Regions from separate parts of the Homo sapiens genome. Here region 2 is linked to region 1. The links are chromatin loops, found by intact Hi-C in ENCODE. Cell type or tissue: PC-3. All regions are shown on one strand. Links, peaks and the distances in the headings refer to the core of each region. The heading gives the core; the rest is flanking DNA.

Region 1 (16,472 bases), core at 5,089-13,088:
AAATGGGAGTCAGTTTCTCATCAGACAATGTAGCTTGGAGTGAGTAGACTGAATCAGGAAAGTGGTAGTGCATTTTATTTCCTAGAGGGTACTAAACACTTGGTGAAATAGTAAGAAAACTAAGCACTAGGGAAATCTCCTAAGACGAGCTTGTCCAACCCGCGGCCCAGGGTGGCTTTAAATGCAGCCCAACACAAATTCTTAAACTTTCTGAAAACACTTTGGGATTTTTTTTGCAGGTTTTTTTTTAGCTCATCAGCTATTGTTAGTGTTAGTGTATTTTATGTGTGGCCCAAGACAATGCTTCTTCTTCCAATGTGGCCCAGGGAAGCCAAAAGATTGGACAACCCTGACCTAAGAATCTTCAGCCTTTTAAGCAGAACTTTTTGGTATTTGTATTGTATTGTAGTTTGTATTATATGCAGTTATAATTGCAGAGTCTATAATCTAATCTAAATGAAAGCAGAACTGTTCCAAGTAGGTTGGGGTAGGGGGTCTCTTCCTCCACTGATGAAATTTCCCTCAGATGCTTCCAGGGAACCCTAGAATTTCATGGAGCTCAATTTTAAAACCAAGCAGAGTCATTCTCCAGGAAACCACACCAAACTGTGCTCAAACAGGCATAGGAGACAAGTATGTAGATATTTTCTTGAAAAGACATCTCCTCCCCATGAGGGCTTGATGTGGGGTCTCGAGCAAGGCCTGATGGATTTCTGAAGAGCAGATGGCAGAGGAGACTTGAACCCCAGCTCAGAGATTCCCTCTCTCAACCCTGGCTGCCTTGTAACTGAGATCTTGCTGAGGGCGAGACAGACTGGTGGGGGTTCAGTGGTGGCTGTGACCAATGGAGGCCCCATGCTGGGGCCCTGGGTGTGGGGCCCAGATGGCAGAGGCTGAGCTGCTGCGGGAAGGTAGGAAACAGCCTGGCAGCTGGGCAGTGCGGCCACCTCCACTGCCCCTTTGCAGAATCCTCAGCTTTCCAAAGCCACCTGCAGGGTGGGGCGGCTTCATGAAGAATGGAGGGCTGTGTACAGAAGGAAGGACTGGTCACCACGGCAACCACCCTCTGATGTCCAAACTCCACTGTGAATCACCCTAGGCTTTTTGGGGGTGTTTTCTATTATTTAAACTGCCTTGGGGAATGTAAGAAGAGATTTTATTTCCCAGGTTTTGAGTACACTATCTCTTAACTTTCCCTAAAAGTAAATGTAACCGTTTTAGTGTTTTTACTTTCCACTTTTCTCCTTTTTCTCCATCTCTCTCCTCTTGAGATGTGAAGCTTCATTCCTAATACACAGCACTTTCTAACCCCAGCTGCAAACATTTTCTCACATACAAAATAAGGAAGCTCTAGGATTCTTCCAGCAAGACAACTTCTGTCTCATTTTTTACATCAGGGTCTGGGAGATGATCAGTTGGAGTTTAGGTCACTATTGATACCTGGATTCTGGAAGCTCAGATGTAGCCTCTTTACTGCTCTTCAGAATGGCAGGCATAGAATCAGAGTGGGTGCACCGGAACTGTGTCCTGCTGCCTTTGAATATTGACATGGGGGTGGTCCCTGCCTACCCACATCCAACAGCAGCCTCTCCTGCCCTGCACATGGCAACACTGCTGCCCCAGACATTGATGGCCCCACTGGAACTCTGGAGGCCAGCTCTCCAGGCGATGGAAAGCAGTTGTTCGTTGAAGTAGCCAGGGCTGCTGTGAAGCAATCTGCAGAGCCCAGCGGAGGGCCAGGAGCACACCCAGCAGATGACAGCTTTAAAGATGCTGGAAACACTTGGGTTCCTCTTACCCACCCCCAAATGTAATGCCAAATCAAAGCAGGATTTAACTATGAAACACAAAACTGCTGACACCAAAATAGCTTTCTTCTGGTTTTTCTAATTGCAAACTCTGGATCACCTCATTGAAGCTGATTTTTTCCCTTTCTTCCCTTTCCCACCACTGCTCTTTTCCATCCCCCCTTGGCTGCAGGAGCCTGAAGTACATCCTCACGCTGCACACTGTGTAATCAGGCAGAGAGGGAGCTGCTGGCTTCCAACTGCAGGTTTGATCTTCTCTACCTCTTGTTTTGGTCTCTCTAGTTTTTCTTTCATTTTCTTTTTTCTTGGGACCCCTTACTAATGGAAGGGAGTGGGGGCTGAGAGCCCGGGGGACAAGTAGGACCCCCTCTCTTCCATTCTCCTGAGCTCTAAGACTTGTACTTTCAGGGAAGTCATAATAATGACAATGATAGTGGTAGAATAGTGGTAATAATAATAATAAAGGATCTGAGAACTCACTTTTACTATAAGAAATGGGCTGGATTTTTAAGATGTTTCTGGGTTCCAATTCCATACTAATTAAAACAAAGCAATTGCAGTCTGGATAGTAAATGTTTCAATGTCTGGAACTTGGCGGACCCACAGAAATGTTTGAAGGATGGGTAAAGGTGATTTACAGATGGGGAATCCCAGCCTGCAAGAGGTTAAATAACCAGCCACACATCACCTAGCTGGTGAGTAACAGGGTTGAATTCAGACTCAGGGGGCCTGACTCTGCAGCTGCCATCTTTCCTCCTTAAATATCTTAGTTCGTAGGATAGGTTTAGCAATGATGTCTCCTGCATGACAATTTCATGGCTGTCGGTAATGGGTATCTCCAAAGAGCAGTTCACAGACAAACATAAAAGAAAGAAACTTAAAGAAAGGGCATAACAATGAAAGCAAAACCCTGAAACAGCAAAGATGTGAGTAGTCAAAGGAAAATCAGACGAAGAGAGAATTCGGTTATTACCCTTCACTTGGCAAACATTTCCACAGCCCTTACAGTGTGTCAGGCCTTATTCTAAGAGACCTGTGCCTATATACCCTAGGAGGGCGAGCCTGTGCTTACCTCCATTTCGCAGATGCAGTAGCTGAGGCAGAAAGATGTCAAGTCATTTGCCCAAGGTCTCACTGATGGTTACTGGAAAGGGGGGAGTTTATGAACCATGTGATCCAGCCCACAACCAAAGCGTGTGCCCTTGACCAATGTCCTGCCATCCACGAGTAATAGTAAATTTAAAAACACTCTTGGCCAGCAGCGGTGGCTCACACCTGTAATCCCAGCACTTTGGGAGGCCGAGGTGGGCGGATCATGAGGTCAGGAGATCGAGACCATCCTGGCTAACATGGTGAAACCCCGTCTCTACTAAAGATACAAAAAAAAAAAAAAAATTAGCCAGGCTTGGTGGCAGGTGCCTGTAGTCCCAGCTACTCGGGAGGTTGAGGCAGGAGAATGGCGTGAACCCGGAAGGCGGAGCTTGCAGTGAGCCAAGATCATGCCACAGCACTCCAGCCTGGGTGACACATCAGGCTCCGTCTCAAAAAAAAAAAAAAAAAAAACACCCTCAAGGTGAGTGTTTAAACTTGTAAACTTTTCAAAGCTATTAAGTAGAGGTGATGGATTCTCTTCATTCCCTTCTTTTTGTCTGACCTGGGGTTACAGATAAGAAAGGTAAGAGTGAATGTCTTCCAGATTATTGCTTCTCAGAGGGAGAGGGGCTTGAAGATCATCTAGACCCTAAACAGGTGAATGTCTCAGCTTTGGGGACTGTAACATGATGTTAAGAAGGACATTTCTTATTGTCTTGGAATGTGGCTGAGGTTCCAAAGCTGAAGCCAAGTGTCCACACATTCTAAAAATAGGGGCTAGGCCATTCTCATCAGACTGGCTAAGAGGTGACCAAGAGCAGCCCTGGGGCTCCTACCTCTAGAGTGAAGAAAGGAAACCTGGGATGGTTAAAAAAGGTGATCCTCCTGGAGCCACTCGGGAGGCTGCCTTCACGAAGAGAGGTTGGCGTCCTATTCCCAACTGGTGGCTTAATTGTCCCTGTGGGAACTCAGAGTGCCCCTCCCCCACCTTGTGCTTTCTCTTGGGGGATGGAAGGACAAGTATCCTCAGGAGCTTGAGGGTTCACCCGATGCAGAGAGACACTGGCCGGAAGGAGATAGTAGATGCCCCTGACTACAGAGGAAGGAGGGCAGGTACCGTGAGAGAGCACAACCCCCCTCCTACCAATCGTATGGCAAATGGACAGCTAATGGGAGCCAGGCTAAGCCATCTCAAAAGGACCCCAGCTCAGAAGGCTGCCTGCCTGCCAGGGTGAGGGGGCTCCTGCAGCAGAATTCCACGGGAGTGGTGTGCTGCAGGGCAGCTCACAGGAGGTGTCTGAGAGGTCTCAATCGTGATACAGCGTAGAGGCCCCAGTGGACATCACCCAAGAAACCAAGCTGCACCATGAGCATTAGGTCATCTGCCCCACCAAGGGCACCATAGACCAGATGACAAGAACGTTAGTCTGGTAAGAATCTGCTTTTTCCTGATAGCCACTTCCCATGCCCTGCCCTCGGCTCTGGAGGGGCCCATTAACAGGAGAGCAAAAGAAGGGGAGATGGAGCAGGGAAAGCAAAATAGGGGGGCCAGCCTCCCCCGGCTTCTGCTGGCCTAGAGTCCTGCAGTTTGCGCCTCAGCCAGGGAGGGAGGACATATGTGGAGGTGGATGGGAAATTCAAGTTTTGATTTAGATTGCCCTGGACTTTTTATTGCCTGAAAATGAGATTGTTCTAATACCCGGAGGCAGCCAGAAAAACTCTGGGACCTGTTTGAGATATTGTCTAGAAACGAAAAAGGGAAATTTGACAAAACAATATCTAAAGGAGGAGAATAAAGCTATTTCTGAAGCTCATTTAATAAAATGGCCATATGAAGAAAATCAGCTGAGAAACTCCACATTTCCTTCCAGAGCTCCCCAATGCCCCATCTTCTAAGGAATAAGAAGTTAAAGGGAATGCACGTTTATTAAGCACATACTGTGTACAGGACTCTGTTAGAACCCGAATACTTGAAACTTCACGAAATCTCCCCAATAATTCCATAAGTCTGGGATTGACAATTTCCATTTCGTAGATGAGGCAACTGAGGCCCACAGAGGTCAAGGGGCTTGCTTAAAGGCAGATCGATACAGGGTGGATTCTGGAGCAGAGATTGGAGCTCAATAGTCTGCAAGCAGCATTGCAAGCAGCATTGTACAAGGAAAGGGACTGTGTACGTGCACTCACTGCCACCTCTTCAGATGCTCAATGAATGTTTGCTAATAGATGCCCACAATGCTGTGGCTTCCTACGTGGGCCCTGTGATATTGCCCACTCCCCTTGAGGTAGGAGGCAGGACTCAACTCCTGAGATGGGGCTCGGACACTGGACCAAATTGAGGACTAGCTAAAACAGAGATGGGGTGGAAGCAGCTTTCCATAAAACACGCCCACCAGTGTGCCATGTCAGTTTACCATTGCTATGGCAACACTCAAGAGTTACTGCCCCTTTCCATGGCAATGTCCCAACAACCCAAAAGTTACCACCCCTTCCCTAGAAATTTCTGCATAAACCACCCCGTAATCTACATATAATGAGAAGTAGGTATAAAGATGACTGCAAAACTGCTCTGATGGGCTACTCTCAGCACACTGCCTATGCAGTAGCCCTGCTCTGCAGGAGCTGGCGCTGACTGCTGGAGCTGTGGCACTGCCACTTCAAATGAGCTGTCTTCTTCTACCCCAGCACTGGCTCGCCCTTGCATGCTGTCCTGGGGGAAGCCAAGAACCCTTGCAAGCTAAGCCCCACTTTGGGGTTTGCCTGCCCTGCAGCACCATCACTTTCTTTACTACAATTTATGCAAGAACATGTGCAGGTTGGCAGGCTCACTTGTCATTGAGATCAAGTTCCATGTCTACGCAAACAAGACCATAAGTACAGAGGGGTCAGGACCACGTATTTTCTTCTTAAAGTCCCCCCAGTCATCTCTGTGAGGAGGGGATCTGCAGATCAGGCTGAGCCTCAGAGAGGTCAAGGGACATCCCCTGGGTTCCACGGCAAGTCCTCATTGCTGAGTTGTGGACCCAGACGGCTGCTCCCCAGCCTGAGCCTGCCAGTGTGCCTGTCCCTGATCCACTTGCACCCCTCCCTCCTGGCCTCACAGCCCACCAGGTGTGTGCCCTGTCAGCTCCCTCCCTGTTATGTTGCAGAACATTGGAACTGGCAAAGCTGATGGAGGTTATACACCGCGTGGTTCAGAATAGTAGCTTAAGCAGATGTCTTGTCAAAACAGAATAAGAAACTGTGAAGAAATAGTCTGTGAAACCCAGCCACGTCCTGCTTCCTCTCATTTCTACAGTAAAATAGTGGTGGGGGAAAAAATGGTTAGTTCTTTCAGAATAGTGCATTTCACGTGTGGAGCATACCAACTTCCAGAATGGTTATCCTGGATGGGATTTATTTGCCTTCCTTTTCCTAGCCTTTCTTTCCTCTTTACTCTGCTCCTTCCCCTCCTTCTCCTCTCCTCTCCTCTTCTCTCTCTCTCTCTCTCTCTCTCTTTCTCCACATCTCCTCTCCTTTCAAGAGGACATTAGCTCCCTGACTGCAACCCTGGGGTCTTGGGGCTTCTGAGGCCTGCAGGCTCCCTTCCCTTTGTCTGAGGAGGACGGGGGAGGCAGTGAATTATTGATGAGGCCTGTGCTCTATGGATGCCCAGGGCTGAGACTGGGGTGGCCTGGGCCCCTGGAGAAGGCAGCAAGACTGGTCAGTTTGGGAGACAGGACAGAGCCTCTTGGGGTGTAGGTGGCAGGGAGGGGCGGGGGAAAGGGCTCATTGCCTTTTGGCTTTCATTTGCCTCTTTGCGGTGCCTGGGGCTGGGAAGAGCAAGAGCTGGAGTCACTGGGAATCCGTGGACAGATGGAGACACCAGAGGGGAGGCGTGTGAGGCGTCTGCAGGGAATTCACAGTTTACAGTCATTGAGTGTTCAGCCTCCCCACTCTGCCTCTCTACACTTCTCTGAATCAATTCCCAGAAACCCAGGGGTTGTTCCATCGGGGCTCAGGGGCATGGAGCCCAGGGCCTGTCCTGCTGGGCCCTGTGGCCACGGGCACAGGAGCCACCCTCTCCCCTCCTCCTCACTTTTCTCCCATCCCACCCAGACCGAGCAGAAGCTCCCCAGCCTGAATCCCATTTGGGTCAAAGAACACAAGAAAAACTCCATTTGTCACAAGGCCATGGAACAACATTAAGCGGAACCACTCTGTGACATGAAGGACGGTAGGACCATAAATTATTCAGCCTCACAGACATTATAGGCATTTTGGAGAGAAAGTGAAAAAAAGATTATTTCAGCGCTGTAGTGTAAAAGAGCTGAACAGCATTCATTGGCCAGCGTGCTGTGAGGATTTTCTGCCTTAAAGTAGCTCTCTCCGAGGGGCTGTTTCCTGGGCAGCAGTTCCACCCACCAAGGAATTTGCTTACTTCTTTAGCGTTAACATTGCATTGTGAGAGAGTGTGTGTGAGTGTGTGTGGGGGGGAAGGGGGGGAGCTGGATGGGAGTGCTGAGACCATCCTTCTCAAGGCAGGGAAAGGAACGCGTAAGCTGAAATTCTTTTTCTTGTCCTCTGCAATTGCGGAGTGAAAAGGAAGGCAGGTTTTGCAGCCTTGCCTCCAGTCTCAGCATGGCTGTGTAACATGCTCTCCATGGATACATTTGTGCAGGAAAATGTCCCTTGGTGAGGAGAGGCATTCCTGTTCCCTTGCAAGAGCCGGGCTCAGAAGGACTCTTGGGAGGGCAGCATTCTTTCAATGCATAGCCCCATCTCCAGCCCAGATGGACCTTCAAGCCAGAACCTTTGTCTAGAAAGCCCCAAAATTCCTGGAAATCTAGAGACAGAGATACAGGAGGTCAACAGCCCCACCCCTAATCTTGGGCTTCTCACTTGTTAATTTCATCGTCTTGAGCAGGGCTCTCTGAAGTCAGGGGAAATGTGCGGATTCTGTTCCTGGGGTTCTTCCCAGCTCATTTTGGAAGGAGTAAGAGAGATATGGGGGCCTACCCCTGCTTTAGTTCATCCTCCCTCTTGGGGATACCCACCCAGGCCTCAGAGCCTTCATCTGAGCACCAATATACAGTAATGCAGACCACACACACACACCTCTCTCCCCTCCCCATCACCCCAGGATGAGCCAGGGAAGGCACTGACCAGCTGATTTTCAATGCCTAGGAAATGGGAGCTTGGGCTGCGGGTGGCCTCAGGCTGGTTTGCATCTTCACCTCTGGGAAGGATTGTTTGTAACAAACTGATGTATTTAACAGAAGAGCACATGCAAATATGCCTTGGCATTGCCGAGATTGAATCCAGCCTTTGCTGCTGCAGAGCAGGTCTGGCCATTCCCTTTCTGGGGAGACACACCACAGCTGCCAGGGCTCCAGGGACCCAGACTGAGGAGAGGTACAGAGGCAGCACCAGCCTCTCTGTGCCAGCCGGGTAGTCATCAGATGGTGGAGGCCCAGAATGGGTGGCAAACCCCTCGTGGGCTTTTAGCAGAATTGTGCTGCCCTCTGCTGGCGAGTTTGGGTGGACTCAAAGGGCTTCACGCCCAGTAGAAAAAGAGGCTGCTTTCTGTTCCCCTAGCAATCAGAGAAGGGGACAGAGCATTTCATACTGAAAAGTTGTGGGAGCTCTCTCTCCTTTTTTGTTTTTGAAATTCTGCGCTCTAAGCCAGGAGGCAACACAAAATAAAGGTGGCCAGAGGGAACTAATGCTGGGTTAGAGTCTTCTAAGGGCCTGAAATCGTGCTATGACATCTACGTGCAGGCATTTACTTTATTCAGAAAGCAACTCTGATAATTAGAATTTAGAATTTTAATTTGAGAAATGAGGAGAGTGTGGCTCAGAGAGGTAAATCAACTGTGCTAAGGCCACACAGCTAGCCAATAGCAGAGCCAGGATTGAGTTTGGGCTGTCTGATGCCAATGCCCACACTAGGCCAACCTTACAGTTTGTGATTTGTCTCTGGATGTTAGAGAGCAGGAAGTGTCTAACCCTCTGGGGGAGACACCAGGCTCCATTGCCCAGCTCCTCCCCACTCATGGGGTAGGCTTTTGTTAGAAAATGCGTTGCCCTGAACCCAAAGCTAGTAGAGGCGCCTCAAGGAATGGAAACACTGCTGGTCTGGCTTTGTGTTCTAGCTCTGCTGTTTGTGGGCTTTGTGACTTTCAGGCCACTTGTCCTCCAGGGTTCTGTTTCTCGTCTATAAAATGAGGGAGTAGGTAAGGATGAATTAGATGGTTGTTTATGGTGGTGGTGTTTTTGCCAGCAAGGACATTTCTTAAAAATGGTTTTCTATCCACTTTGGGAGGCCGAGGCGGGCAGATCACCTGAGGTCGGGAGTTCGAGACCAGCCTGACCAACATGGAGAAACCCCGTCTCTACTAAAAATACAAAATTAGCCAGGCGTGGTGGCTACTCGGGAGGCTGAGGCAGGAGAATCACTTGAACCCGGGAGGAGGAGGTTGCAGTGAGCTGAGATCGCGTCATTGCACTTCAGCCTGGGCAACAAGAGCGAAACTCCGAAAAAAAAAATTAAAGATAAATAAATTTTTTAAAAATGGGGTTTCTATCTCATACATACCATGTTTTGCAAAAAAAAAAAAAAAATCTTATCTACCCATGTATGTATGTTGTAATAATTTATTCCTTTTCAGTTTTGAGTAAACAAGATATGTGACTATCTTAGATTGGGTTCCCCGATAAACAGATTCTGAGACAGGGATCAATGTACAGGAAATTGGGGCATGTCCTGGTAATGCCATCAATGAGGTGGGGAAGCAGAAGCTGGCAGAGGGAGAGGTGGAACCATGAAACATGCACGACAAAGGCCTCAGCTGGTCCCCAGGTAGGTCTGGGGCTGGGAAGAGCTGCAGAGTGATCCCCACTGGGGAAAGCAGGCCAGGTCTGTGCACTCCCACATGAATCAGGCAAGGTCTATCACCTTGGGCAAGGCAGCTCTTTCATCCAGTGCAATTCCTGGGGACGAACTAGCCATAAACCAACAGCAGCCAACACTCCCAGACCTGGGGGGGGCTCTGGGCAGCTCACCACAGCATCCACTCCAATCACTGTGTACTCATAAGAAACAACAAGCAGCAGTGAACTCCAACCCGTATGAGTTTTACATGGGGAGGCCTTATTGAAGGTCAATGTTCAAGTTTTATTAGCTGTTTTGGAAGTAAACATTGCTCACATTTTTGCCTTCCCAGATTTTTGCCTTCCCAGGTACTAAAGGTTCGGGGACTCTAGGTTGAAAATGTGACTCCTTCTTTCTAGCATTCTCTGAGGGTGTGGGGTTTGTATGTCCTGAAGACCCCAAGAAGATGCCACCACCAAGGAACAATAGTGAATTTCTCAGCAATAGTGAATTCCTCTGCTCCCATGGTGCCTGGAAGAAGATGTACCTTCCTCGAGCCCACCCAGCCCCAGCCCCAGCCCCAGCCCCAGCCTGAGTGCACAGCTTGGTAGCAGAGCCTGACTAGAGTTCAGCCTGTGCTTATCACCTGGCTGGACACCCTTGAGTGGGTCACAGCCTGTGCACCTGTCCCTACAGACCCTGCCCTCCCATTTATCTTTCTCCTCCTCAGCCTCCCTTCCCTCCTCCTTTCAAAGCCTTCACTCTTCTTCAATCCTCCATGTGCTGATTCCATGTGCTTGCAGCTCCCCGGGGACCAGGAAGGGTGTCAGCGACTTGAAAATGTTCACTCTACCACTGCTGGGAATCTTGCCTAAGGAAATAATCTAAAATACAGGAGATCCTTTATGAGAGAAGACACTCATCCTAATGTCATTTGTAAAAGTGACAGGTTCAAGCCATTGTAAATGGTAAACCACAGGGGAATGTGAATTATGGTGCATCAACAAAGTGGAATATCATGCCACCATTAAAAATTATGTGTGTAAGAAGCAATGTGAAAACATGTTTATGGTTAGCAACACAGGCTACAAAATTATACTATGCAACCTGACTGCAACAATATGAACGAAGTAAACAGTTAAAGAGTGGCAGGAAAATCTGAACTGCTCATGGGCTTGGCTGGAGGAACCACAGCAGGGATCTCTTAACCCTTTTTGTGCCACAGACACCTTTGGCAGCTTGATGAGCCTATGGGCTTACCAGCATGTTTTTAAATGCCTGAAATATAAACCATAGAATTTCAAAGAAAACCAATAATATTGAAATACAGATATCAAAATGTTAAAATAATTTTTCAATATATGTGCTTCTTTTTAATACCTTAAGTAACACGATCTAGCAGAAGATCAAATAATTACTATACCTATAAGGTAGTGATGAATTCAAGTAATATTTTAAATTACATGCAATAGCTAAAATGTGGTATAAAAATGTCTAAGTTTCTGTCAGTGACAAAGTTGTCTATATAGCTAAAACTACTGTTATTTGAAGCCAAAATTCATAATAAATGACCATGCTGTATTTTGGTTAGATCATGAAATAAAAACGTCATTTTTCCTATCCAAGTTCATGTACTCTCTGAAATTCTTACTAGTCTTCTAGGGGATTTATGGACCTTGATTTTAAAAATCTCTGTATCAGAGTTTTTTACTTCTTTCTCTTTATTCTCTCTAATTCCAAAATTTTACATAATAGACATGCATTGCTTCTATCATGTAAAATAACCAAGGAATTTTAAAATTAAATAAGCAAATGAACAAAGAAAATATAATTCAGGCTTATTAGATCACTGGATGATAAGGCAGTAAGTGCTCTCAGATGCCATATCATTTAACCCGCAGGTTAAATTCCACAAGAGACATGGTATTAATGTAGCCGTTTGGCAAGTGAAGACATTGATGCCAGCGGAGGTTAAGAGACTTGTCCAAGGTCACACAGTCAGCAAATGATGGAACCAGAGTTTGAACCGAGGTGTATCATTCAAACCCAGACTCTTACCTGTTAGATCCACTGAGCCTGGCAATCTACGGCTTACGATGAGTAAACTGAATGTTTTGTTTGTAGAATTGATTTATTTTAGCCACTGTGAAGTAATCTCTTCACATGAATGTTTCTCCTGCTGAAGTACATCTGCCCTTGATTAAATGTTGTCTATGCAATTCATGGACAATCGATGGTACTCTAGGCTCTGAATGAGAAAACTGGAACTTCTGGTTGCCACAAGTCTGCTGATGGCTTAGGCAGGGACATTCTGTCTCCCAGGGGCCCTATCAGTGCTCATGTGGTCACGTAGACACACTTCAACTTGAGCTTCAGGTGGGATGCTTCCCTATAAGCAGTGAACGCGAAAAGCCTTGGCTAAAATGGGATCCACACCGAACACAGAACAGAACTGGGGCTGCACTTCCAGGTGAGAAGCATAGGGTGGGATCAAGAGGTGGCTGAAGGGATGGCAGATTCTCAAGCTGCATTCCTGCAGTCAGGATGTGTCCAAACGGAAGGCTTGGACAGTCAGTGGCCACGTGGGGGCAGCATCGAGCCAGAATGACAGAGGGCACTTCGTCTGGTGAATATCATGTGAGTCCATGTGGAGCCTCCTCTTTGGAAGATGGGGTGCTCTTGTGGGATGAACGTTGGGGAGGGACAATCTCTTTAATAACTCTGAGAGGTACTGCTCTTTTTATGAAGGGGCAGTATAACGTGGTGCTTATAAACGTGGGCTCTGGATAGTTAGCCTATTTGTATTTAAAACCTGCTGTTATTTATTAGATAACTTACTTAAGTTTTCTGTGCCTCAGTTTCTCCATGGGGTTGATATGAGGACTAAATGAATACACATTAGGCACTTTTTCAGTTATCTATTGCTGCGAAACAAACCAAGCCGAAACAACTACGTATTTGCTCACGATTCTGCAATTAGGGCAGGGCTCAGTGGGACAGCAACTCGCTTCCTCATGTGATGTTGGCTGGGCACTTCCAGTAGGGCTGGATGAGCCAAGAGGGCTTCCTCAAATGCATGGCACCTCAGCTAAAGGCTGGCAGGGCCTCTCTCTCCAGCACGAGAGTCAGAATGGTTTTACATGGCATTGTGCCAAACCCCTACTCACCTCAATAGGGAAGTCATCAGGTTCAAGAGGTTGAAAAAGAGACCCAGAGCCAACAAACAAGACATGGGTTTTGACTAGGGGCTTATGTACAGGGGAGAGAATCCAGTGGCAGCGGACTGGACAGTCAAACCACCTTCCTATGGCCCAATGGCAGCAGGCTAGGCAGAAAAGCCACAGCTGCTTGTGAACAGCATGCAATTTATAGAGCATTTTCACTTAACACCCTCCCTGAATGACCTGAACCTGGCAACATTCACTTAACCCAAAACCTGGGGCTTCAATCCCCTGTACAGCCTGTGTTCCATGGGACAGGCTGGGGGCTCGGATGTTTTCTCATAGACAAGGAATGAATGTCTGTGTTGGCCATCCCTGGATTCCCTGTCTCGGAACACACATTCAAGTCCCACACAGGTGCCATACAGGGCCATTCTCAGGGTATGTTTATGTTATTGCTGTCAAGTGTGTTTGCCCTATACATGGTGGCGCAGGACTCCAAGAGAACTAAAGGCCGTTCCCAGCCTCTTACCGCCTTGCCTGGGAGCTGGCACAGCAGTCACTTCTACCATATTCCATAAGTCAAAGCAAGTTACAAAGCCAGCCCAGATTTAAGGAAGAGAGACACAGGCCTCTCCTCTTGATGAGATGAGTGACTTGCACATGCAAGAATGGGAGGAATTATTAGTGGCCATCTTGCAAACCACCTACCACAGGTACTTATAGTAGTGCCTGGCACACAGAAAGTCCTCCATACATGGAAGCCACCTTCACAGCTGAGGAGACTGAGGTGCCTCGGCTACAGAGATTGTTCCCAAGATCACATGTCAGGTAAGGACAGAGCTAGAATTGAAGCCCAGGTCTTTCTGAATTAAAAGCCCATTCTCCTATGGCACCATTGTTGTAAGCTCTGTGCCCTTGGCCAAGTCATTTAACCCCCGAGCCTTGTTTTCCTTGTGTGATGTCAGGTGGATATAGTAAAGACAACCACCAAATAGAATTATGGCACAGACTAAATAAGGAAATGCCCAAGAAAGCATCTTATCACCTATAAAGCATTATGGGAGCATGAATTATTTTGAGATTTTAATTTGAACTTCATTTGTTCAGAATGTGTCTACTGCTGGTAGAATCTGTATTCATGCTTCCTTTCCTTGGCACTAGGGTGGCTGAGGGTGGATGGCAGGAGGGGTCACATGCTTATCCCCACAGGCAATAGCCATTTTCAAGTCTTCAAGAAGCGTCTATTGATGTGAATGTTAATGACAAGCCATTCTCATCTGTGCAGTAAGGAAACTCCCAGGAACCTTGTTACAGGAAAGGAGCCTGGGGATGGGAAGTGCTTTCTTCGGAAGCTTCTGGCACTCTCCCTTTCCCAGGGCCAGTCTGGTTTTCATGGTCTGCCCCTGGTGAGTGTCTCCAGAGCCCCCTTCTCAGTAAGCTGCCTGAGCCCTTCTCCCCCTGGGGGCGGATAGATGGACAGCCTGGAGTGCTGCCTGGTGTACCTGGAATCCCGATTTCTCTAGCTGAGTCTGCCTTAGCCATTCCCCTCACGTGCCTGCTTCGCTCTAGCTGCAGGAACCAGAAGCTGTGCTTTTATTAAATTTGATCCTCATCAGAATTGCATTTGGTGGTTTTCCAAGTTATGACTTTCTAATTAGCTTTTTGTTGAAGCTGTTTTTCATTGCTTTGCTCAGAATCGGTGGTAAAAGAGACTATTTTCTTGATGTTGTGGCCTCCTTTGGTGATTTCTCCACTTAAAAAGAGAAAAAAAAGAGTAAGGATGTGCTTCCTGAGAAATCTGATAACTAATCACAAGCTTTAGACAAACCCTGAGATTCCCAGGTTATCAGCTATTGAGACATCTGCTTCCTGCCTGCGAGAAAACAAGTTCTCACTGGGGTGCGGGGCACTGGGGATGGCTTTGGAATCAAACTTTCTGGATTCAAGTCTTGGCTCTGCTACTTGCCAGCTGTGTGACCTTGGGCACTTTAATTGGAGTCTCTGAGCCTCAGTGTCTTCGCCTTTATAACGAGCAATGTGCCTCAGATGTCTGCTGTGAAGCGCCACTGAGGTCATACCTGTAAAAGCCCTGATGTGGAGTATGCCTTCAACAACATTGCAGCTCTTATCACATTTGATAAACAACATGCTGTGAATATAAGTTTATAGAAAACTCTAAAGCACTGTACAAATATGAGCTTTATTGCTATACAAATATTGGTTTATGACTATTAAGAATAATTAGCTATATGGCCTTAGGTAAGCTACTCCATCTTTCTGAGTGTCTGGTCTAGATAATGGGTTGCACATTCAGGTGACTTCAGGAACTACAGCTATACTGGGAATGAATAGAGTAGACCAGATAGAAGAAATGCTCATGTCAGTACACACTAAGTGGGCAAGAGGAAAGTGCATCAACAGCAAGGTCCCAAAGATAAATAAGTTTGAGAAACTCTGGGTTAAACAAAATTGAACAGGCTTCTTTCTTCAGGACTCTTCCAAGAGTTTTAAGTGCCTGGCTGCATAGTGAATTTCAAAGGGCAGGAAAGGATATATGTGCAATGTTTTCCAAACTTCCCTGACCTCAGACCCTCTTTTTCCGTTAAGACCAGTGTTCTTCTGAATACACCTGGCAAATTCTGGATGGATGACCTCAACCATCCCTTCCGATTCTAAATTTCAGCTTGGGTCTCTAAGGTCAGAAAGAGGCATTTCTGATAGAAGATAAAAGACAGAATGTGTGTTGGGTCTTCTTCCTTTGATTGTTCACTTTCATCAAAATGATGACTAATTCTGTTCACATGACGGTACTGCTCAGTGTGGTCAGCTGTGAGTGAAGCCGGATATCTGGGTGCAGCGTCTCCTAACCAGTCACGGAGAGTCGGGCGGGAAACCAGGGAAGGGGGACACTGCTGGGCCCACCTGTTATTTTGGGAAAATCAGGAAATTGTCTGGCCCTTGTGTTTGCTAGCCTCAACCTTCACATACATATATGAAATTCAGAAATCCAAGGCTTATAGCAAAGGCCACTTGAACTTGACCTTGCTTTCATCAGCTATTTAGTACAATATATTCAGTAAATTTCTCTTGTTAATCAGTGAACATTGTGTAAGCACCTATTATTACTAGATATCAGTAAGTTAATTATCTTCATCACTCTGTTTAATTTAGATATGTGTTTGGGGACTCCCTGAGATCTAAGTTAAATTGCCACGGATCCCAAATTCCATAGCCTGTGGCTATCTGAAGCCCTTCCTAAGATTTCTGCTTCTTATACCACTTGGCATTGAATTCCTTGAATGGGACCTCTGCCTTGCACTCTGTTTTAACCCCCTTGAGGCTCAGGGAGGTTAAGTGACTTGGCCAAGGCTCCACAGCCTGCAAGTCTGGCTCAGTTACGGTTGCCACTGGGCCTTGGCTAAGAAGAGATCCTGCCCCACTGCCCCAGGCTACCATCCCTGGGGATGATGAAGGGGGCTCCTGGAGATGAGGGCTGAGGTCTCCAACATTTTTCTACTTCAGGCTTTTCTTCTCTCCTGCCATTGATGGGCCTGG
Region 2 (16,472 bases), core at 5,499-13,498, 290 kb before region 1:
TGTGGTACATACATACCATGGAATACTACACAGCCATAAGAAAGAATGAAATCATGTCCTTTGAAGCAACATGGGTGCAGCTGTAGGCCACTGTCCTAAGTGAATTACGGTAGGAACAGAAAACTAAATACCACATGTTCTCGCTTACAAGTGGGAGCTAAACTTTGGGTATTCATGGACATAAACATGGCAACAGTAGAAACTGGGGACTACTAATGGGAGGAGGGAGGAAGGGGGACAAAGGCTGAAGGCTGAAAAATAAACAGTTGGGTACTATACCCACTACCTGGGTGATGGGGTCATTCATACTCCAAACCTCGGCATCCTGCAATATACCCAGGTAACACACTTGCACATGTATCCCCTGAATCTAAAATGAAAGTTGAAAAAAAAATTAAAAATTGGAACAAGCATTTTTATTTAAAAAAATAGATAAAATAGTGTTAAGCTTTGTTACAGATTCAATCTTTGAGATGACAATTTAAAATTGTTTTAAAGTTGATTTGAAGAATACAAAATGGCATTACTTTTAAATTATTTCTCCTTTTTTTTATTTTTAGAGACAAGGTCTTGCCCTTTTACCCAGGCTGGAGTGCAGTGGCGTGATTATAGCTCACTGCAGCCTTGAACTCCTGGTCTCAAGCAGTTCTCCTGCCTGGGCCTCCTAAAGTGCTGGGATTACAGGTGTGAGCTACCACTCCTGGCCTAAGATGGCTGCTTTTAAAGAAATCAGGGTCTGGAGGACAGAGAAGTATCTTCTAGTCTGTAATCTTTCCTTGAGATAGGATAAGATGTGGATGAAAATTAGGACTTTGTGGTGAAACAGACCTTGGTTGGTTCAAAGGCCATCTCATTATAGCTGTGCATCCTTAGGCAAATGACTTAACCTCTCTGAACCTCCTTTCCCCCCACTCCCTAAAATTGGGATTAAAATATACATCTTCATGGGCTGTCATGAGGATTACATGAGATAATAGATGCAAAGTACTTGCACAATGTTTAGCACATGGCAAGTACTTAATAGCTATTATTATCATATGTTATATATAATATAATCCAAACCAATCCAGAGAAATGCGTATCTGCCTTTGTGTTTATTTTTGCTTTCTCAATCACTTCGTAGAGATTTCCAATAGTTAGATTGTGTGTAAGAACCTTTCGCGAGGAAATTGTTTCTTCTAAGCAGCAGAATCTGTGTCCTCCACCCCCTTCCCCGACCTCCCACTGCCCCTACTGCAGGTGCAGCTATGTTCAGTACTCAGCTCAGCAAATGCCCCAGTGTCTTTGGAATCCTTACAACTAGAAGCCTGCTTTATCTTTTTTTTTTTTTTTTTTTTTAAAGGAGAAATGGCTTGAGAAAGACATGTTGAAGAGGAAAAATACGTTAAGGTAACATGTTCTTATCTATTACTAGAATTAGTCAATGCATCATAATTTAAGGTTTTGTATCTAGTTTATTGGCTCTATTAGTAAATATCACCTCTCTTGTGCTTCACTTTCCTGTCTCTTTGCTCCCAGCACAGAGATTTCTTAATTGCTTGAAGTACAGGCCCAGGCATAGAATTGGATTTGGTTACCACTTGCCAACTGTCTTAGAATCTGAAGACTCCAGCTCTAGTTCCCGACTCTGACACCTACTAGCTCTGCAACTTTACGGAAACCACTTACCTCTCTGAGCCTCAGTTTCCTCCTCTGTGAAATGGGCTGGTAATATCTATGGCATAAACACTTCATTGATGGTATGGGACCAGCTGAGGCTACAAGTGTAAAAATATTGTTTGAAAATGTTAATTGCTATTTGATTATAAGGACATAGTCTTATTAATATGATCAAATCTCTTGCTAGCTTATTGGTTTTCATAGTAGGAGATGTCACTTGCTGTGCGATCTTGGACAAGTCACTGAACTCCTCTGAGCTGCACTCGTCTCCCCTGTAACATGGGGAGTGTAGACTTGATTACTTAAATCTCCCGACATCGTACAAGTCTATGCTGATGCCGAGCTTTCCTTGAAAACTGGAAAAAGCACAGGCTTTGAAGTGTGATGGACTGGGGTTAATCCCCTGCTTCACAGCTTGCTTTCTTTTTGTCTCTCTGTACCCATAAGGATTATCTCAGAATGATCTGGGTATTTTTGAAAAGTAACAGCAGCTTGGCTGAAAGACAATTTTGTCCATAATAAGACATCAGCTGTGAGCAGAGTTCTGCAGTGGCAGAAAACGGATCAGGCAGAGATTCAGGTTATAATTTCCAAACTCCAGTGGCCCACTTGGTAGAACCAGTTTGCATTTGTATGTTGAATTTTTGTTGACTAAATAACAGTGATCCAAGAGCTGAGATGGTTTATTGGTCCTCTTGGGGAGGGCTGTATTGCTGTCAAGGTGTGGATAAAGCATTTCAGGCAGGCCTGCCGCTGGCCCCTGGCCCAGTGGTGTACAGCTGTGTCAATAGGCCTTTGAAGTCCACGCACACCAGCTGACTGGTCAGCAGCCCCTGGGATGGTCTCTACAACCTTCGTCACAGGAAATTGGGAAAGGCATGTGGAAGCTAGCATTGCTGGAAGGGGAGGAGAAGAAAACTGTTGGGATCTTTGATGAAAACATGGGAGAAATTTACCAAAATTCACAGGCTGAGCCCATCAGCAGGATCTGGGATTGTTGATCACTGCTCTCCTTCTTTCTGGCTCCAGATCAATGTGATGAGCTGGTTTATCTTTATTCTGACTCGAATATGTGCCAGCTAGCGCTTCTGTGAGGCCTCAGTATAGTGATAGTATGCTGGAGGCGCTGGTGGTGCTGCAAGATTCACAGAGAGCTTCTGAATCATTAAAACGTGAACAACCCCTGTTCAGAAGAATTTTAATGCAAAATATTTTTCATTTTTATTTTTTCGTCTTTTCTGATATTCTACATTCTGGGGCACTGGCCTCTTCCCTGCCCCAGGATTTTCCCCATGTGCAGGTGCTTCATCATCACATGATCTCATTTAATCTTCACAACATCCCTGAGGTATGTTGTCTTCAATCCCCCTTTGGCAAAAGAGGAAATGGAAGCTCTGGTTAAAACTTGGTGAAGATAACACAGCTTAGCAGGAAACCCTGAGCTGTCTGACTCTCAAGCCTGTGTTGGGAAATCCTGCCCTGTGCTGCCTCTTGTTGCAGAGATCCTATCTGGATAAAGTGCTGGGTAACCAGGAATCAGAACCTCTGGAGGACGAGTATGACTTCTTTTCTGTCCCTGCTGCTCGAGTTCAAACCCTCACCATCCTCTCCTCCTCTTCCCTGTTCTTGCTCTGTACCTCCACTCCGTCACTGAGTCTTGACACTTTGGCCCAGTGTCCCCCCTTGCACCCCTGCCTTTTCATTCTTACCCTTGTTGCCACACACCTGGGGCACTGCCGTAGCTGGCAGCTCCCTTTCTCACCAGTCTTTCCCTTTTCCATCTTTTCCACTAACCCTGCCAGACTCATCTTCCTTTAACACTGCTTTGTCCTATTTCATTAAAAATATCCCAGGGACTCATGAGATAAAGTCAAGACTCAGTGCTTGACCTGACACAGCCCCCAGTCCCCCCAGGTAGACCTCAAAGCTTCTACATTCGTTCTTTTTCACGCTGCTGATAAAGACAGACTTGAGACTGGGCAATTTACGAAAGAAAGAGGTTTGTTGGACTTATGGTTCCATATGGCTGGGGAGACCTCACAATCACAGTGGAAGGCAAGGAGGAGCAAGTCATGTCTTACATGGATGGCAGCAGGCAAAACAGTTTGTGCAGAGAAACTCCCATTTTTAAAACCATCAGATCTTGTGAGACCCATTCACTATCATGAGAACAGCATGGGAAAGACCCATCCCCATGATTCAATCACCTCCCACCAGTTCCTCCCATGACATATGGGAATTATAGGAATTGTGGGAGTTACAATTCAAGATGAGATTTGGGTGGGGACACAGTCAAAACATATCAACTCCTTTCCAGCCTTGCCCATCACTTCCTGCAATAACTTGATGTTGCCTGGGATTTTCTGACTTCAGCATCTTTGCTCATGAGGTATCTTCTACCTAGAATGTGACCTTCCCACCCAACCTCCCCTCTGCTAAAAATCTCATCATGGTCTGCCTGAAGTGGCCTGTCTTTAATGAAGCTTTCTCCAGTCACCTTGCAGGAATGATCCCCCCACCTTGAACACTTTGAAACACTTAAACAGTACTTCTCATATGTTGCTTCACTGTAATTATTTGAGTGCCAACATTTCCTCCCTATATACCAATGTGATGATGGAACCCATGTGTGTGTATCCCCCACTGTGGTCATTAGCATAGTGCCTTATATGTAGTGGTCCCTTTGTTGCATGTAAACTAATGAACAGTGAAAAGCAAATAATAAGAAATAAATCATTTATTGTTTCCCATGTGTCAGACAGTATTCTTAGTGCTATTCAAAGTAATAATTTAATTCTCGCAATAACCCTAAGAGGTAGATGATATTGTGTCTCCATTATAGAGATGAAGAAGCGAAGGCATGGTGAGCTGAGCTGGTCAAAGAATTAGTGATTGACCCAGGATTCAAATCTGAGCAATCTGCCTCCAGGACCTAGACTCCCGCTGTAGGTAGCTTTCCAGCACTCTTTTTCCTCTACCTAGAAGGTCCTGGCAGGCTAATAGGTTTACTCCTATAAGAGCTGCCTTGTGGGCTTATGGATTTCTCATTCGTGTCAGGTTCCTGAGGGCCTGAGAATGGTTAGCATCCAGCATTTCTTCCCTAAGCCAGTACACGAAGTCTTGCTCACCTCGGCAATGTGCATCAGGCAAACTGGTGAGAGAATGGAAACACCTCAAAGTGCTGAGATTCCCCAGATGACAGGTGCTGTGTAAAAATGAAGCAAGTTTTTCATGTTCTATAAAACATGATAACTTCATTACACAATAGTCAGAGTATGGGCCCATGACTCCTATAACACTCCACCTTTGGCATGAGGTGATTACTTGGTTAATAATCCTAATCGGCCTAGCGCGCATACCCTGTGTTTATCACTCCCATCTTATAATTAACTTTTATATTTTTCTTAACTTTAAAACTCAATCTGTGCACCAGAGTGCCTGCAAACCTATATTTATCTAATTTAGCAAACATTTGCATGCACTGCAATTAGACTCACATGTTGTGTGATCAACGTCCTTTGCTAATTGCATAATTCCTTTTGAGTTTAATCATCAAATGGCATTCTTTTTTTTTTAATGTCTATGTGGTTTGCTGTTGGTTGTGATCTGCATGTGAAATCTCAGGCTGAGGCACCTGCAATCACAGAACCAAAGATATTCGAGAGCCAAAGACAAGGGAGGAACTGTGTTCCTTGTTGACAGGTGAAGAAATGGAGGCTCAAGGAAGCTAACGGATTGCCTATCTAAACAGCTCATTATTAAGAGTTCCTGAAGATGGGAAAGGATAAATACATCTGCAAATAATATCTCCCAAACCATCCCAGTGTGGAAATTCCATGAATAATTTAAGTCAGTCCTGACTTAGCATGGAGCTTGAGTCTGGACACAATTAGTCTGGCCTTAAAAGAAATCAGGTTATGGGCAAGGACAAATCTGAGGATATTCTGGAATTATAACCCTTAGCAATTGTTTTTCAGCTTTGGGCTGCACATTGCCAGCAGATATTTTGGTATAAGGAAGGCTGGGTAAACTCTTTTCCCTTTCTTCTGCCTCGTAAAATTGTTTGTTTGTTTGTTTTACTGTAAATCTAGATTAGAATAGAATAGAGGGTTCAACCAGGAATTAGGGATTGGCCTAGAAAGAATCACAATATTGGAGCTGAAAGTCTATTTAGCTTGTTTTATAATAAAGTTCAGAAGGGCATATCCCAAATCACAGAGTTGGTTGCTCGCAGGTCTGGGACTTGAGCCCCTGTCTCTTCAGTTGATGTCCAGGTTTTTCTTACTGCAGTGCTCTACTAATCAAGAGACTAAGTGGACAGAGTGCTCCTTGTCCTCTCCTTCCCTCATGCAGCACCTTTACACAGTGGCTTGGATGCCTGGTGCTAAGCAAGGGTGTATGGATGCAGATGCCCAGACCTTGATCTAAGCTAGGATGCAAAAGCAAAGGATGCAAAGGAGAAGGGGACCCACCAGGATGGGGAAGGCACCACTCCCCAGTGTGGAGATTTTGAGCTCAGAGAGGATTTAAGAGAATGCGATGGCCTGGCCCATTGTGGGAACTCTACTGATAATTTGCCAAACGGACATGTGTACTAGCAAGGGGATGAATATAAGGTTATGAGGTCAGAAAGATAAGGACAGACTACTGCCACCTGCAGATTTTTTTTTTTTGCTTGGAAGGCAGAGGAAATCATGAAAGGATTACCACAGTGGAATTTCATCTGTTTATCTGCCTGGGAAGAAAGACCTGGTCATTAATGTGGAAGCACAAAGAATCATTGGGGGCTGGGAAATACAGCCCAGCAGTATGCTCAGAAAGAAAAGGAGACTGGGTCTTGGCTTCTGCCATGTTTCATAAACTGGGAAACCTTTCCATTGCTGCTGGCAGCAATAGAGATTCCCTGCTCTCTGAACCCATGGCTTGCTTCTACAGAAGTACTTGCCACCCTCTGTCAGATACATCCTCTGCATCTTTGGCTCCTACGTAACATCTAGAGAGTAGTAAGTGCTCAGTTAATGTAGGTTGAATGGATGAATGGATTGGACACTGTTGAAATGTTTAACTCTCGCCAAGTCAACAGGGCAAGGTAATGTATGGAATGGCCAAAGTAGTAATAAAAATATTTTAATAGCCTAGATGGATGGACCAAAGCAATAATATTAAATTTATCTAGAGGAAATGTAACACAAAGTCTATATTTAGCTTTAAAAATGTCAATTACCCAATCAAAGAGTGGGTGAAATACGAAGGATTGTAGTCCATATTTTAAAAAAGCCATCAGGGGTAGGTCTTAGTGGACCATAAGCTTAACATGAAAAAGTTTGTTATGTAGCTGCTGAAATAGTGTTGAAGTTCATCAGTAGAAGTCTGATCCAGATCAGTGCAAATGACACTACCTGCAGTTTTGCTTATTAAAATAAAAAATTTTTAGAGATGGAGTCTCACTAAGTTGTCCAGGCTGGAGTACAGTGGCCATTCACAGGTGCGATAATTGTATACTGCATCATTGAACTCCTGGCCTCAAGCAATTCTCCTGCTTCAGCCTCTTGAGTAGCTGGGGCTGTGGTTTTTCAGCTGGGTCAGGCCCCTCTGGGGCAGAAGTTCACTTGGGGTTCCCTTTTTTTTTTTTTTTTTTGAGATGGAATTTCGCTCTTGTTGCATAGGCTGGAGAGCAATGGTGTGATCTTGGCTCACCGCAACCTCTGCCTCCTGTGTTCAAGCGATTCTCCTACCTCAGCCTCTCAAGTAGCTGGGATTACAGGCATGCACCACCACGCCCAGCTAATTTTGTATCTTTAGTAGAGACAGGGTTTCTCCATGTTGGTCAGGCTGGTCTCGAACTCCCAACCTCAGGTGATCCGCCCACCTTGGCCTCCCAAAGTGCTGGGATTACAGGTGTGAGTGACCGCACCTGGCCCACTTGGGATTCTATTAATAGCCACACCTTACCCTGGGTCCAGTGCTTTAATTTACAAAGTGTTTTCTCAGGCATTATCTTGTTACATGGTTCTAATGAGGTGGTTTATATACTGGCAAAAGGCAAGCTGACTTGCTCAAGGTCACACAGCCAGTGAGTGGCAAATCCTAATCCTCCTAATTATTGTCTGTATTCTTTCTGCCACATCATGCAGCCTTTATGCAGAACAGAGCCCCCACTGTGCAGCCTCTAGAAGTGAGGCCCGCACGATGCTTGTCAAATGCTGTCAACAGTGGACACGCTCAGATGGGCACCTTGCAATCAGCCAGACTGACAGTGATGATTCACAAACCACTTTTCCTAACTGAAAGGGGCTTTGATGGGCCAGCTCACATTACAAGCACAGTGATCTTGGCCTCTTTCAAAACTGACAACAGGCAAACATTGAACATCACTTTACCTCTGAATGAGCCCAGGAAAGGACAGATCTCTTTTTGAGACAGGGTTTTGCTCTGTTGCCCAGGCTGGAGTGCAGTGGCATGGTCATGGCTCATTGCAGCCTCGACCTCCCAGGTAGCTGGGACTGCAGGCATGCATCACCATGCCTAGCAATTTTTTTTAATTTTATTTTTTTTGTAGAGATGAAGTCTCACTATGTTATCCAGGCTGGTCTCAAACTCCTGGGCTTAAGCAATCCCCCTGCCTCAGCCTCCCAAAGTGCTGGGATTACAGGTAGTGAGCCACTGCACCCAGTCAGATCTTCATTCTTAACTCCTCATATACTACAGAAAGGATTTGTGAGCTGGGGCTGTAAATGGGGACAGAAGAAAGGGAAAAGAGCTAACATTTTTCAGGTTCCTATTAAGTCCCTGGCTCAAGACATTTTCACATTTATTTAGGTTTCCTGTTTTTAATGCTCTGTCTCTAGCCTCACTGCTTACCCTGGTCACCATTTGACCCCTACAGTCTCCTGGCATTGGCTGTCATAATATTCACTCATATCCCTATGGTCTTTACCAGTGGTTATCTATTCTTCGAAAAAAGACTATGAAGTGGGTAGGATAGGGATTATTCTCTTATTTTACAATGAGGTGCAAGAATGTCTGTCTGTCTATCTTTTATCTATCTATCTGTCTGTCTATCTATCTATCTATCTATCTATCTATCTATCTATCTATCTATCTATCTATCTATCTATCTATCCATCCACCCATCTAACTCATCCATCCATCCATCCACCCATCCATGCATTTATTCATTGAGCAAATATTTATTAAGATAATTCTATGTTATAGGACGTATACAATGCACTGTAGAAACAGATGTCTGGAAAGCTCTTGGAGGAGATGTATAAACTTATGAGAAAAGGAGGCATCATAGTTGGGGCTTTTAATTAAGGAGGGTGACACAGATGTTGGGATGTGTCATGGCAGGCCGTGACCAGTAGGTGGCACTCCTGGTCCCAGAAGGCTCATGAGTTCTCCAAAGCCAAGCTTTCATTTCCTATTCATTACTGTGCTTAAAATTAAATTTTAAGACATGTCATTGAAAAGCTGTATTCAATTTGATTTAAATTCCATTTATTTGCTGTTAATTGTTCCATGCTTTTCTAAAAATGGTCAAATTAAATCTAGTTGTGTCAGGGCTTCCTGGATAAGTGAAAGTCACGTCCAGGAAATTCAGACTCCTAAGTAAGTTAGCACCTCCACTGATTGGCATTAGGTCCCGAATTCCTCTCTTAGGAAATACTCATGAAAAGTTAATGCTATTGGAAAAAGATCTGGAAGGAGACACTCTAAAATGTTAGTTGCGATATCTCCCAGTGGTGGTAGTACAGATGATTTTTAAATTATTTATTTATTTATTTTTTTGAGACGGAGTCTCACTCTGTTGCCCAGGCTGTAGTGCAGTGGCACAATCTCGGCTCACTGCAAGCTCCGCCTTCCGGGTTCACGCCATTCTCCTGCCTCAGCCTCCCAGGTAGCTGACACTACAGGCGCCAGCCACCACTCCCGGCTAATTTTTTTTTGTATTTTCAGTGGAGATGGGGTTTCACCGTGTTAGCCAGGATGGTCTCGATCTCCTGACCTTGTGATCTGCCCGCCTTGGCCTCCCAAAGTGCTGGGATTACAGGCGTCAGCTCACGCCCGGCCTAATTTTTAAAAAATACTTGACTACTTTGGCCGGGCGCGGTGGCTCACGCCTGTAATCCCAGCACTTTGGGAGGCCGAGGCGGGCGGATCACGAGGTCAGGAGATCGAGACCATCCTGGCTAACACGGTGAAACCCCATCTCTACTGAAAATACAAAAAAAAATTAGCCGGGCGTAGTGGCCTGTGCCTGTAGTCCCAACTACTCGGGAGGCTGAGGCAGGAGAACGGCGTGAACCTGGGAGGCAGAGCTTGCAGTGAACCGAGGTTGCACAACTGTACTCCAGCCTGGACGACAGAGTGAGACTCCATCTCAAAAAAATAAATAAATAGGCCGGGCGCGGTGGCTCACGCCTGTAATCCCAGCACTTTGGGAGGCCGAGGCGGGTGGATCATGAGGTCAGGAGATCGAGACCATCCTGGCTAACAAGGTGAAACCCCGTCTCTACTAAAAATACAAAAAATTAGCCGGGCGCGGTGGCGGGCGCCTGTAGTCCCAGCTACTCGGGAGGCTGAGGCAGGAGAATGGCGTGAACCCGGGAAGCGGAGCTTGCAGTGAGCCGAGATTGCGCCACTGCAGTCCGCAGTCCGGCCTGGGCGACAGAGCGAGACTCCGTCTCAAAAAAAAAAAAAATAAATAAAATAAAATAAATAAAATTAAATAATAAATAAATAAATACTTGTCTACTTTAGGCATTTTTTTACAGTCAGCATGTATTGTTTATTTTAAATTTTTCTTTTAAGTGTAATCTACAACTGGAAAAGTACACAAATCTTAAGTGAACATGTAAGTTTTAAGATATGTTTATATATACATATAGCCATCACCCAGCTTAAGATACAGAACATTATGAAAACCCCAGAAAGTTCCCTCATGTCCCTTCCCAATGACCCCCACCCCTCAGAAACCACTGTTCTGACTTCTACGGCCACAAATTAATTGTGACTATTTTTGAACTTCATATATACGGAGTCATACCAGATGTTTTCTTTTTTCGTGTCGAGACTTTTACTCAGTGCTATTTCTTTAGGTCGATGTGTATAAATATATAAAAACTTACCAAGCTGTTCTGTTGTATGTAGCAGCATCTGTTCCTTTTTCATTGATGTGTAGTGTTCCATTGTGTAAATACATTACAAAGGTATTTTTATCATCAGAAGAAAAATTTACTAAAAGTGGTTAAACATAGACATGGCAACTGCTTCTTTGCTGGAGGCCAGGAAGACATTTCAATGGCAAGATAATCCTCAGGGGATATGGATTTGGACAGCCATGCTGGAATTGGCCTGGGCTCAGAAGCACTGGGTCCTTAAGAAAGAAGTAAAAGGAGCTGTGGGGGGTCAGGTTTTCTGACTCAAGAAACATTGAGTTCATTGTTCTATGGTGGATAGGGCTAGCTCTTGCTCTCTGGCTGGGTGTTGGTGTCTGCCTTTAGGGCCAAGTTACTGGAGTTCTCTGTCCTCCCTGAGCCCCAGTTTTCTAATCAGTAAAATGTGTAGGCTTGCCATATTTACGGGCAAAAAAATGAAAGAAAAAAATCAAGAGAGCCAGTTAAATTTGAGTTTCAGATAAACAACGAACAATTTCTCAGTATAAGTATTTCCTGAGCATTGCATGGAACATATTCATACTAAAGAATTATTCATTGTTTATTTGCAATTTAAATGTAACACATTTTATCTGGCAGTGCTAAAAGTGAGTGTAATATAATGTCCTGCTTACACAATAACACGATTGTTTGTGAGAAAGTGTTTGAAAGCAGAATAGTATGTACAGATGAAAGAACATGGAGAGGGCCAGAAAGGCGGGGAGGAGAACTGCTGTGCTTGGGATTGAGTCCTGTGGGCCCCAATCAAGACAGGAGTCTTCCCTCTCTCATCCACCACCAAGACCCCAGTGCCCAGCTCCATGCCCATGCTGGAGAAAGAGACACTGAAACATTCTCTGTTGAACAACTGAGTGGATGTGATTTCCATCTCAGGCCTTTACCTGCTTTTGACCTTAGGTAAGCTATTTAATCATTCTGTGTTTCTTTTTTCTTACTGCATTATTCAGTTAATACTTCAAGGGACCAAATTCTTTGCTGGGTAGAGGGACTGATGAGCTGAGGTTTCCACCCTCCTGGAGTTTGTGTTATTAATATAAAGAGTGATGAGAGAATGCAAATATGTAAACAAGGAAAAAGAAAATTTCTGATGGTAAAAAATGCTGTGATGGAAATTAGACTGTGTGATAAGAGAGGGTCAGCAATGCTATTTGCATGGTTGGTTGGGGAGGGTCACTCTAAGGAGGTGACCCCCTGCAGAGCCCAGAGGAGGGGCATTCTAGGCAGAGGAAAAACAGGTTTTCTTACCTGAAAATTGAGGGTGAGAGGACCCACTTCTAACAACTGTAAGGGGTCAAATGAAGGAAACTTGACTTGAGACATTTTCAAGTTTCCTACAAGTAAAAGAGATCATGGACTTTTCTTCTGGAGTCTCAACCTCAGTCCCCAGATGACCTAGAAACTCAGAACGACAGTATTTGATTCCTTGGGTGTAATGCAGAGCTCAATATACTCAAAAACTGCACTGTAGACCAAACTGTTTCTACCTGTCAGTGGGGAGATAAGTACAAATATTGAAGGTGTTTAAAAACTTGGATAGTGCCATGACATTCAAGCACATATTGTATTTTGTAGATTTCCCCCATTTCATTTTTCTGTTAATCAATCTATGATAGACTGGGAAGAAGAAGAAGAAAAAAACCAACTGGTTCCTTAACCACAGAAAGTTTGAAAATTGGTATAGTGACTTTCGAGTCAGAAAAAGCTGAGATTTATTACAGTTCAATCTTTTACTGGCTGGTTGACCTTAATTAAGTTGCATAATCTCCCTGTGCCTTGGTTCCTTCTGCAAAATAAGCATAACAGTGCTCACGTGTTAAGGCTTTGGAATTTCAATGCAGTAACCTGTGTAAAGCACCCGACACAGTAACTGATGCAAAAATGTTAACTCCCACTATCATTATTACTAGTATATTACATCCATTAATTCAGTTAACAAATAGTACCATTTACTGAGTGCCTACTATGTGCTAGGCCTTCCCCTAGGAATAGGGGTACTATAAGAACCATAAAATCCCCCTCTCCCCAGTTTACATGGGGGAGAGATAATAAATGAGCAAGCAAAACAAATGATCTATCAGATGGTGGTAATTCCTATGGAGACAAAACAGGGAAGGCAGAGAGGGGAGAGAAAGCCTCACTGAGCAGAGAGGAAAGACGTAGGGAGGGAGCCCATCAAATGTCTAGAGAGTGTTCTAGGTGGGCAGACAGAAAGTGCAAAGGCCCTGAGGTGGGACCATATCCTGCCTGGTGTGTTCAGGGAACAGCAGGGAGGCCAGTGTACCACAAACAGATCAGAGAGGTGAAGAGGGGCAGAGATAAGTCAGAACAGGAGAAGGGGCTTTGTCCTCCTGGCTATCCCTAGAACCGTGGGTTCAGCAGACACTTGAGAAGGGCTTGGTTTCTTGGTGGGAGCTTTCTCTGTGGAGGCCAGGGCCTTGAGTCTGTGAGGGGCAGGGGAGCCTGTGCCTGGTTTTGTGATGCTTCCCATCCCCAAATCCAAGCTTGGGGCCTTTAACTCTCCTTGCTGCAATGCTAAGCCTGAACTGAACAGTAGTTCTTACCAGTTGAGCCCACACTGTAGTCTCAGATGGATCTTTTTCAGCGGAAATAAGATCAGTTCAAAAGCTGCTTGTGAAATCAAATCCAGATTTCTGTCACCCATGCTTTTCAATGTGCACAAGCTTGTTAGTTTCTTAATATATACAGTTGGTCCTCATTTTTCACAGATTCTGAGTTCGTGAGTTCATCTGCATGCTAACAGTTATTTGTAACTCCCAAATCAATGCTGGCCGTGCTTTCATGGTCATTCTTGGACATGCACGTTGTGAGAGCAAGTGAGACACCTGTCATGCACATTCGCAACTGAGGTCCAGCAAAGTGACACTTGCCTTCCTGATTCAGTTATAAATGAATGTCCTCTTCACGGTCTAGTTAGTGCTATGGCTTTTGCATTTTTGTGCTTTATATGGGCGATTTTGCTGTTTAAAATGACCCCCATCATAGTATTGATGTGCTGTCTTGTGTTTCTAAGTGGAAGAAGGCTGTGATGTGCCTTATAGAGAAAATATGTGTGTTTGAGCATCGTTCAGGCCTGAGTTGTAGTGCTGTTGGCTGTGAGTTCAGTGTTAATCAACAGTATATAGTATATTAAATAACGTGTCTTTAAACAGAAACACACATAAAACAAGGTTATGCATTGATTGGTTGATGAAGATGTGACCAGAGGATCACAGGAGCCTAACCCCATGACTCCCCTAGAAGCAATGGTTCAGGATTCGTTAGTTCAGTGTTAGTGGTGACGTTATGGAATATAACCACTGTGAATAACAAGAGTCAACTATATGCGGCTAAACTGTTTTCATGTGAAGTACAATTTATACTGTTATAACAGGGTCTAGGAATATCGGTTTTACCGCACATCTGCCAGCATTAAAGCATTAAATGTTATCATTAATTTTTTTTTCTAATTTGATAGGTGAAAAGAGTATATAGGGTTTTGTTTGTTTTTTGAGACAGGGTCTTGCTCTGTCACTCAGGCTGGAGCGCAGTGGCGCAATCATGGCTCACTGCAGTCTCGACCTCCTGGGCTCAAGCGGTCCTCTTACGTCAGCCTTCTGAGTAGTTGGGACCACAGGTATGTGCCACCACACCTAGGTAATTGTATTTTTTTGTGGAGACAGGGTTTCACCATGTTTCCCAGGCTGGTTTTCAACTCCTGGGCTCAAGCAATCCACCCGCCTCAGCCTCCCAAAGTGCTGGGATTACAGGTGTGAGCCACTGCACTCAGCCTAAAAGTATGTAATTCTAATGTGTGTTTTTTGACTGGCAGCAAGGTTGAATGTTTCTCCTTGTTGGTTAAAGTCCAGGCCCAGTGCATTTAAGACAAATTTTCTTGAGTCCTATGTGACAGGCAGAAAGGATTGAAGTACTTCTGGGTCATCCTGATGGCAAGAAGCCAGCACCAGGGCTGCACATGGCAAGTTATTTTATTTCAGGACTTCCATGAAATAAAGGGAAACAACAATTGATTGAGTCCCTAGTGTGTACAAGTCCTGTGCCAGTCTTCTACATCCAAGCAGGTTACTTTACCCCTGGGATAACACAGCCAGCTCCGACATCAGTGCTTCTCCTCATAGTGGTTAGAGCAGAGCTTTTGGGTCAGACTGCCTTGATTTGAAAATAAATATAACCAACTTACTGGCGGTGTGATCTTGGGCACTTTCTTAACCAGTGCTCAGTTTCCTCATCTGTAATGTTGGAGTTGATGATAATAATACTATCTTACCTCATAGATTTGACATGTGGATAAAATGAGTTAGCACATGAAAATCACCTAGAACAAAGCCCAGCACACTGTAAAGCCTCCATGCATGTTGGCTGTTGTTATTAAGTACGAAGCACCATTGTGGGGCATGGCGAATACATAATCCTTGTCCCACAGAAGCTTGCCTAGGAGACAAGATTTGCACCCTTGAAATGAAACTCTTTCCATGTTGGCAGGTGTGGCTTAGCAGAAAGAACACCACCTGAGGTGTCAGGAATTCTAGCTCTGCATCCCATTTGCTGATTTCTTGGGCTTAAATCACTTTACCTCTTAGAACCGCGGTATATTCACAGGTTAAAAATATACCTAACCCTTAGGATGCATTCTCACATGTCTTATTTAGTCTTCACAACATTCAAATGACATCAGTCTTAATGTTCCCATTTTACTGATGAGGAAATTGCAGCTTACAGGCTGAGATGTCTTGTCTGAGATCCTGTAGCTAGTGAGAGGAAGGACTTTTGATCACAGTCCATTGATCTGCTTACCACCCCTGATGCCTCTAGTATAAAATAAAGGATTTGGTCTGGAGGCCTCTCTAGCCCCTGCCAGCTACTAGTCTGTGACCATTTAAGAGGAAGAGTGGTGGGTTAGGGGACTTAGCTTACTTAAGAGGTACATCTTCATGGTTGGTTAAATCTACAAATTCATCTTGATGCTGTCACTTGATGCTTTACTTTTTTTTTTTTTTTTTGAGACAGAGTCTTGCTCTGTCACCCAGGCTGGAGTGCAGTGGTGCCATCTTGGCTCACTACAACCTCCGCCTCCCTGGTTCAAGCGATTCTCCTGCCTCAGCATCCCGAGTAGCTGGGATTACAGTCATATGCCACCACACCCGTCTAATTTTTTTGTATTTTTAGTAGAGATGGAGTTTCACCAGGTTGGTAGAGACGGGGTTTCACCAGGTTGGTCTCGATTTCCTGACCTTGTGATCTGCCCACCTCAGCTCCCAAAGTGTTGGGATTACAGCCTTGAGCCAGCTTTACATTTTTTGAATGTCACTTCTCTCTTAATTTCCCCAGAATGAGTGACTTTCAGCCAGTGTTTCTGCATTGACTTGTTTTCTGGCTGGTGGCTCTTTTGCCTGCCAGTGTGAGCAGGATCAACACATGTGTTCCTCTTCCCTCCTCCTTGTTCCTTCTCTCTGCTGTTGTTTCTGAAGCTGCAGTCAATAAGCCTTCCTCGGGAGTTGTTCTGCAGCTTGAACAGTTAAGCAAGTCTAATCTTTTTGTTTGCAGCCACCTTGGGCAATTGGCTACTGAATATGCTGCCTCTGCTAGCCTTGCCTGCTTGCTGGGAGAATTAAGTTC

The links. A loop is a pair of places that touch in the nucleus more often than their neighbours do. Peaks named below come from ENCODE experiments on the same cell type or tissue, not always from the same donor. Only the 100,000 strongest peaks of a DNase experiment are listed, where the experiment ranks them.
Region 2: it touches region 1 in a loop (11-fold over the local background); 76 of 110 quality-filtered maps call a loop at or near these places.

What each region holds. Positions count from the first base shown.
Region 1 is chr11:19,545,526-19,561,997 of GRCh38, forward strand. It overlaps a transcript of NAV2 not described here. Among named protein-coding and RNA genes, the nearest start is that of MIR4486, 22 kb to the right of the region's middle. RefSeq lists enhancers at 6,029-6,228, 8,245-8,294. In PC-3, for the core only: CTCF peaks have their summits at 8,413 (motif pointing left) and 12,336 (motif pointing right); DNase peaks (open chromatin) are centred at 8,406 and 12,326.
Region 2 is chr11:19,250,903-19,267,374 of GRCh38, forward strand. It overlaps CSRP3-AS1 (CSRP3 and E2F8 antisense RNA 1), which reads left to right. Exons shown (of 6, transcript NR_183675.1): 2 at 1,343-1,389. Among named protein-coding and RNA genes, the nearest start is that of E2F8, 18 kb to the left of the region's middle. In PC-3, for the core only: CTCF peaks have their summits at 9,025 (motif pointing right) and 9,228; no DNase peak of the experiment used is centred there; H3K4me3 peaks cover 310 bases.